2 separate regions of the Homo sapiens genome follow, and region 2 is linked to region 1. Evidence: chromatin contacts called from ENCODE Hi-C or POLR2A ChIA-PET data. All regions are on one chromosome and are shown on one strand. The core of a region is the stretch at or near the end of the contact, and the rest is flanking DNA. Distances in the headings are between cores, read along the strand shown. Region 1 overlaps LINC-PINT (long intergenic non-protein coding RNA, p53 induced transcript). Region 2 overlaps LINC-PINT (long intergenic non-protein coding RNA, p53 induced transcript).

Region 1 (3,940 bases), core at 1,441-3,940:
CCCTACACGGTTTTTTTGGCTTTGTTTTGAAGACAGGGTCTCGCTCTGTTGCCCAGGCCATAGTGCAGGGGAGTGATCTCGGCTCACTGCAGCTTTTAACTCCCGAGCTCAAGCAATCCTCCCACCTCAACTTCCCGAGTAGCTGGGACCACCAGCATGTGCCACCATGACCGGCTATTTTTTTAAAAAAATTTTTGTAGAGATGGGGTCTCACTATATTGCCCAGGCTGGTCTTGAACTCCTGGGCTCAAGCAATCCTCCCACCTCAGCCTTCCTAAGCGCTGGGATTACAGGTGTGAGTCACCACACCTCACCTCTACCTTACACAGTTTTATTTCTTCTTTAAGCAACATGAGCATAGGATTTGTGTGGTTTCATCTTTCTTCTAGTGCCTAGCATCCTGCACATACACTATGTGTGTCTGTGTGTCTGTGCATATAGCCTGGAAAAGCATGTAGACACACACCCAAATTTACCAAGCACTACTATGCCCAGGCACTATCTCTTACCTACACTGTTGCAAAAATCATCCATCTTCACAAAGTCTCCTTCAAGTAGTCATTATCATCATTCCCATTTTGCAGAATAGCAAACTGAAATTTAGAGAGGTTAATACTTGGCCAAAATCACAGAGATAGTAAATGGCAGAGCTGAGACTGAAATCCAAGCCTGACCAATTAAGAGCCAAGGCACTTAATAATAAATTTAATACCCATTCGATATGTCATTTAGTGAACAGCATTTCTACACAAGGTACTAGAATGAGAACGTTAGGAATGAAGATAGCCCAAGGTCAACAACTATAATATAACTATACGACAAAGGAGAAAGAGCAAAGTCCAAGAAAAGAGTGCATAACTATTCACAATAGCAAAGACTTGGAACCAACCCAAATGTCCAACAATGATAGACTGGATTAAGAAAATGTGGCACATATACACCATGGAATACTATGCAGCCATAAAAAATGATGAGTTCATGTCCTTTGTAGGGACATGGATGAAATTGGAAATCATCATTCTCAGTAAACTATCGCAAGAACAAAAAACCAAACACCGCATATTTTCACTCATGGGTGGGAATTGAACAATGAGAACATATGGACACAGGAAGGGGAACATCACACTCTGGGGACTGTTGTGGGGTGGGGGGAGGGGAGGGATAGCATTGGGAGATATACCTAATGCTAGATGATGAGTTAGTGGGTGCAGCGCACCAGCATGGCACATGTACATATGTAACTAACCTGCACATTGTGCACATGTACCCTAAACCTTAAAGTATAATAATAAAAAAAAAAAAAAAAGAAAAGACTGCATAAATGCTAAGGATGCTCACAGGAGTATGAGATCACTTTTTGGGGGAATGGAGGTAGAGAGGGGTAGGAGTAAAGATAATCATGAAGAAGATGGCACTGAGTTGCAGCTTGGATTTGAACAAGCAGAAATGAGAGGTAACAATATGTTAAAGATTAAACTGGGCTCACCTTAGTATTCTTCCTAAAGCAGCAAAGTGGGCTAATATATTACGTTCAGTTATATTATCCTTGATAGCAAAGACAATTTCATATACTTGTTTTTATGCAACATTCACATTCTGGAAACATCCAGTAAATATTTACTGATCGAGAAAGGAGGAGAAAAGGGGGCAAGGTGGGTGAATAAGAAATATTAAATATTTCTTTGAATACTTAATTAGTTCAAACACACAGTTTGTTCCACATGCAGTCTGGTTTTACAATATATGTGAATTAAATCCTTCTAGTCACTAACAATCTTTCACTAAGTTGTATGTATTCTCTGCCCATAATACTGGAAGAATCTAGGTGAAAAAAAAATTGCCCAGTTTTTTCTCTGCCCAATTTTAAATCTTCATGTGTCCAGCGATGTCTGCATTCAAAGTGATTAGGCCAAATCACTGTCTTACCAGTTTTACTCCCAAAACTAAGTACAAATCCATTTTAATCTATTTATCTGTACATCAAAAGATTTTTCTCTAGAAAATACTTTTTTTTTTTTTTTTTGAGACAAGTCTTGCTGTGTCACCCAGGCTGGAGTGCAGTGGCATGATCTCGGCTCACTGTAACCTCTCCCTCCTGGGTTCATGCAATTGTCCTGCCTCAGCCTTCCGAGTAGCTGGGATTACAAGCATGCACCACCACGCCCAGCTAATTTCTGTATTTTTAGTAGAGACGGGGTTTCACCATGTTGGTCAGGCTGGTCTCGAACTCCTGGCCTCAAGTGATCCACCCACCTTGGTCTCTCAAAGTGCTGGGATTACAGGTGTGAGCCACTGCATCTGGCCTACATTTGTATTTTAAAAAGGTAAAATTAACAAAAGGTGCCCATCTACGTAAAAAAGTCAAAAGGAACCATCTACCTGCAAGGCAGCATGAATAAAAATGTAAAGGCAAACTTAACTGTTACAATAACATATCAGCTCTGAGTCTAAAGGAAAACGGGTGTTTGTCTAAGAAATGTGCTAGAGAGAACCAGCCAGTTTTAATGTGCCTTAAGCAATGAAAACCTGTTTCCTCCTTTCCTTCTTGTCCTTTTGAAAAGACAACATGTCACAGGGAGACGTTTTTCTAACAGCATCCATCCTGGTGACAAATGTTTGCCAAGGGTGGGGAGAGAGGAGGGAGGAAAGAAAGAAAAAGAGAAGGAAGACGCCATCTGCTGACGAAAGAGAAAAGAAGAGGAGGAGGAATTGGAAGGCGCCACTTCCGGGTCCGTGTCTGAGAAATACAACGTATCACCATAAGGCAGACTTCTACTCAATATAAGGAAGAACTTTATAATAATTGGAGGAATTCAAAGGCAGAATTGATCAGGGACCAAAGTTCAAGCAGGGGGTGGCGAGGTCTCCTCAGGCAGAATAATCTTTCGTAAGCTTCTCCCTCTTGAAGGAAGAACGGCCCCAGTTCAAGTAGAAGAAAATACTGTGCTTATTATTTTTCTCTAATTCTTAAATGTTTCAAATAGTCTCTATCTTGATAATTCACGATTCAAAGGACTGAGACTGAAACATCAAATAAGCAAGCACACAAATTTGCCTGACACCACCTGCCCCCACCCCTAGTCCCTGGGCCTTATTTCTGGGCTTGCTGCTGGGCTCTCCACGGGCAGCTGGCTGCCATCGCTCCGCTGGAGGGCGGTACCATGAGCACGGATGGGGCCCACATGGCAGGCAAAGCACTGGAAATTGATGCCGCACCCCGCTGCTGCCTCTCAGTCAGCAACTGGCCAAAGCTGATGTGTAAGTGACCCATGTGGGCTAACACTGAGGCCTGGTCCTTACACTGGCTCCCAGAGTGTCCAGCAAAGTTAGGCTCCAATTGTTTCCCTATCTCGCTTCCCTTAAAATGTTTCTTTCACCTTCCAAACAGATAACATACATCTCTGTCTCAGCGGAACTCAATCCAAGAAAACACCTCACACCATGATGATATAAAGATGACATAATCTACAAATCATTGAAGATTCTCATCTTGGTTTCTTAGATTTTCTAGCCACATATTTTAGACTCAGTTTTGTCACACAGTAACACAAAATATACAGGTATTTATACAACAAAATATTAATATAAAACAAGTTATCAGTCCTATGTTTGTGAAGACTAGAGAGTCCACTAGACTCATAAAAGGAATGATGAAGAATACTATCATTTCTTTCAATTTTTTCAATTCTGAGAGCGAGTGACTTTGAAGTCAAAAAGACAAAAATCACTGCAGTATAATGAAAAGAAATTCCAAAGCACTATTTTGTTATGTGGAGAAGTTCACTTTCACAATTACTAAAGGCTTACTGTGTGTTTCAGACGCTGTGCTTGGTCCTACCTAAAATACAAAATCAAGACCACCCAGGCCCTGCTCTAAGGAAGTCACTCTCTAGAAAGGGACAGAGACATGTAAGTAAATAATTCCACTCGAGTGTAATAA
Region 2 (3,940 bases), core at 545-3,044, 33 kb after region 1:
CCCCCAGCCTTAATCTTCTGAGTTCCATTTCCCTTGGAACCTGACTTGCAACAGATACAATGTATATCGTGTTTTAAAACATGTACCATAATACAATTTATGTTGTGAAACAGTATTATTTATGTTTGGGAATGCGTGTGTATTTTGTAAAACTGTAAAAGCATGCACCAGAATGACGAACACCAAATTCAAGAGAGAAGTTACTTCTGGAAGGTAGAAAGGAGGACAGGCTTGTGGAAGCACACACATAATGTTTTAATAACTACATTACATTTTCATTCTTATACTGGATACTGTATACATATATACTGGTTAGAGTATTCCTTATGCTTTCTTTGTATATCCGAAATTCCATGACTTTTTAAAGTAACCTAAAAGGAACAGCTTGCCACTGTATCAACCATTCTTCACTTTTTTTCTGCTGCAATAAACAAATGGATGACATTCATGTGGCCAACAGAGAATAATGGGTGTTCCCACATTTTGAAACAAGAACAAATTTCCTGTTGGAAATAAAAAAAAAAATAGGGCTACAGAGCTCTTTTTGCTTTTTTTTTTAAAGTGGCAATCTTGAGAAGTATTTACAAGTTTGTAATTCTATACCATGCACTAGCAATGATCACTTTAAACAGGCTACTACACAGATAATATAAAACTATGCATAATTTCTACAGTAATTCCACTTCCCTTTCTTCTGCTCAAGAAATTACTGGATTTCAAGTGACCGAAATTATAGTGATAACTTTGACTTTGTCAAGTTTCACACATCGTGGGGCCAAGATTTGAGCCAGGGCAGTCTGACTCTGAATTTGAACAGTGTTTAATTGCCAGGAACAAACCACAGGGAAAACTTCTAAACAGAAGAATACAGAGCAAAAGGAAATGCCTAGGATTGTTCTTTCTAAATTCTCAACATTTCCCAATACAAAAAGTATTATGGTATAATTACAGTTCTATAAAACAATGTGCTCTATGTATAATAAAAATACCAGCAAAATAAAGAGATTACCTGAAAATTGTAAATCGAAGGACACATTCACATAACTGAGATACAACTGGATTTTTCCCTAAATTTGTTAGATAATTCCACAATTGCCAATTTCGCTCTGTTTGTTGAGATCTGATCTTGGTTTCAAATTTTAAAATTTCACTGTATAATAAAATGAGTTCCATGTCCCTAGGGTTGGGCCACGGAAACAATGTTCTTCTCTGTTCCCACCCAATGTGAGCTATGTATGACAGCAACACATCACATAAAAGGATCTAGAAGCTCAAAATAAAAGGGGAAAAAAAAGTATGTGGGAGGGGAGCAGGATGAAAAGATTAAAATATTTTCTAACTCACTAATTTGAAGCAAACAGGTTTTGTACATATCCAAGGCACTGAGCACAAACAATCCAATTTCAACTGATGTTAATTATTCAGGACTACTACTAAGAAACTAAATTTTAAGTTCTATATTTGTTTAATATAAAAAATTTATAATACAGTTACAAAGGAGGAGAAAAACAAAACAAATATATCAACATGGTCAGACATTGACAATAAAAGATTGTTGACTGGGAATGAAATATGTAACACTCTGTCAACAAAGCTTTTCATACCTTAAAGGAATTTTATACGTAATCCCTTCCTCTTAACCCATTATGTGTTTCGAGTTCCTCTTTCTCCTGACACTGTCAAAAAATCTTTTTCTTTAACGTTTTCCCAGTAATCCAGTTATTCCTAAATTTTCAGCGACATTTTAGAAAGAAATCCAAACCTCAGCTCAGGTTAACATCTATACAGGCACTCCCTCTTGTGGTACAAAGGGAAACTGCCTGTTTACTCCAGCGCTCAAGCCCAAGAAGTCCTTTGAGTTTTAGCGCACTGAAGCAGGTTCTTTATTGTCTTCATTTTATAGACCAGGAAACAGCACAACTGAGGTCCAGCAACTTACTTCCTCGAGGCATAACAACCAGAGAACTGAGATTCAGCTCAGATGTCTGATATCCCTATCCCAAGGCCATGCACTTTGCACCATACCTCATGATCTACAACATCTATTCACCCTGTTCTTTTTGTTACCAAATTTCCAAGAATACCTGTAAAGCAGGTAGTGTAGTGACCACATATTACTGAAAGATGCATTTAATGCAATAAGAAGAATCTAATTTTAAACTTCTACTGTTTTGATGTAGTTTCAAAGCAGCTGCTTAGCTTGTATTTTCAGTTTAATATATTCGTGATCATTAACAAAACAGCGAAGTGAATAATGGGCATAAATTTTCCTAAGAAGAATCATTTTCCATACTTATTTTTCAATATTATCAAAAAGTATGTAATTTTGTGGGTTTTTTTGTTTTTTTTTTTTTTGAAACAGAATCTTGCTCTGTTGCCCAGGCTCGAGTGCAATGGTGCAATCTCGGCTCACTACAACCTCCGCCTCCCAGGTTCAGGCTATTCTCCTGCCTCAGCCTCCCGAGTAGCTGACATTACAGGCGCACACCACCATACCCACCTAATTTTTGTGTTTTTAGTAGAGACAGGGTTTCACCACATTGGCCAGGCTGGTCTAGAACTCCTGACCTCAGGTGATCCCCCCGCCTTGGCCTCTCAAAATGCTGGGATTACAGGCGTAAGCCACCGCGCCCAGCCGTAAACAGAATTTTATTTTGTGTGTTATGGACCCACTTGTAACCAAAAGCGCTTCTTTGAAGGACAAGACAAATAATTAGAATTTCCAAAATAATAAACTGTCATCCTTATTTACATGTTAATGTCAATGGATCTGAATAAAAGAATTTATGCGGCCGGGTGCGGTGGCTCATTCCTGTAATCCCAGCACTTAGGGAGGCCAAGGTGGGTGGATCACCTGAGGTCAGGAGTTCGACACCAGCCTGGTCAACATGTGAAACCCCGTCTCTACTAAAAATACCAAAATTAGCCGAGTGTGGTGGCGCATGCCTGTAATCCCAGCTACTCAGGAGGCTAAGGCAGGAGAATCGCTTGAACCCAGGAGGCGGAGGTTGCAGTGAGCCTTGATCGTGCCACTGCACTCCAGCCTGGACGACAAACTGAGACTCAGTCTCAAAAAAAAAAAAGAAAAAGAAAAAGAATTTATGCTTTGTGTTAATGGCATGTCATAAAATTTCAAAACCTGCTGATTCCCAAACACCTATTTTATTTATCTTCATCATGAATTTATATGATGAAAAGTACCTCCTTTACAGGTTTTAAAAGTTAAATGAGCTATACAAGTCAAGGACTGGTTAGTCTTTTATAAAGTTCACCTTTTTCATCTTCCTTTTACCAGAGAAATATAAAGATGTACTCCCATAAATGGTAAAAATACAGAGGGAAGAAGGCAAGACAGCAAGTAGAAAAAATAATTATCAAAAGCACTACTGAATTCTTCAATGTGACAGGTTTTCACCTGCAAGAATTTTTCCACTCTGGAAATGCCCCGAAGTGTCCCACAGTGATTCCACCTGTACAAGTGAGACTACAGCCCATGATGCTGCCCAACCACAGTTGGCCAAGACCTCCCTAGCTGCCCCTTTCTGCCTGATGTGCCACGTGTGTCCCCCCCCAGAGCTGGGCCATGGAGCAAAGAGGATCAGCTTTAAAGCCCAATCAAACGTAGGCTGCATTCCCCTGATCAAACCTCCAAAGTGAATTCCTGGTTTCCTAACTCAATAAGCAAAACAAACAGATGCAACCTCCAAGTATTTTGTATTCCTCACCTCAGTGAATTCCCCACCACTTGCTGAGAAGGCCACGGCAGAAGCTGAACTAATCCTTGACTCCTTTTTCTCCAATATTCTCCCTATCCTGCCAGTCAAAAGGGCATATAACTCCCAGTCACTGAATCTCTTGACTCAACCTCTCTTCTTTAATCCCAATGCCACAGCTTTAGATAAAGTCCTTCCAACATCTTGCAACCTGGATAACAGCCAAG

Evidence for each region. A loop is a pair of places that touch in the nucleus more often than their neighbours do. ChIA-PET counts read pairs that join two places held with the same protein, here RNA polymerase II (POLR2A). Pooled maps may share reads with other maps.
Region 2: a loop to region 1 is called in a map of naive thymus-derived CD4-positive, alpha-beta T cell, with 5 times the contacts of the local background. The contact joins two enhancer-like sites. A Hi-C loop is called at or near these places in 15 of 168 maps with a recorded cell type or tissue (CD4-positive, alpha-beta memory T cell, Caco-2, DLD1 and 11 more), 22 of 37 single-sample maps with no recorded cell type and 26 of 50 pooled maps. POLR2A ChIA-PET finds 5 or more read pairs at or near these places in 17 of 52 experiments (AG04450, BJ, CD4-positive, alpha-beta T cell and 12 more).

The regions. Positions count from the first base shown.
Region 1 is chr7:131,004,966-131,008,905 of GRCh38, forward strand. The region is part of intron 3 of LINC-PINT (long intergenic non-protein coding RNA, p53 induced transcript); the gene reads right to left. Among named protein-coding and RNA genes, the nearest start is that of LINC00513, 93 kb to the left of the region's middle. RefSeq lists an enhancer at 2,659-2,758. Within about 2 kb of position 2,691, at least 34 of the 41 ENCODE cell types and tissues checked have a DNase peak (open chromatin) inside an H3K27ac peak, as active enhancers do; they include prostate gland, where a contact is called at or near this core.
Region 2 is chr7:131,038,822-131,042,761 of GRCh38, forward strand. The region is part of intron 3 of LINC-PINT (long intergenic non-protein coding RNA, p53 induced transcript); the gene reads right to left. Among named protein-coding and RNA genes, the nearest start is that of LINC-PINT, 69 kb to the right of the region's middle. Within about 2 kb of position 1,795, at least 14 of the 41 ENCODE cell types and tissues checked have a DNase peak (open chromatin) inside an H3K27ac peak, as active enhancers do; they include prostate gland, where a contact is called at or near this core.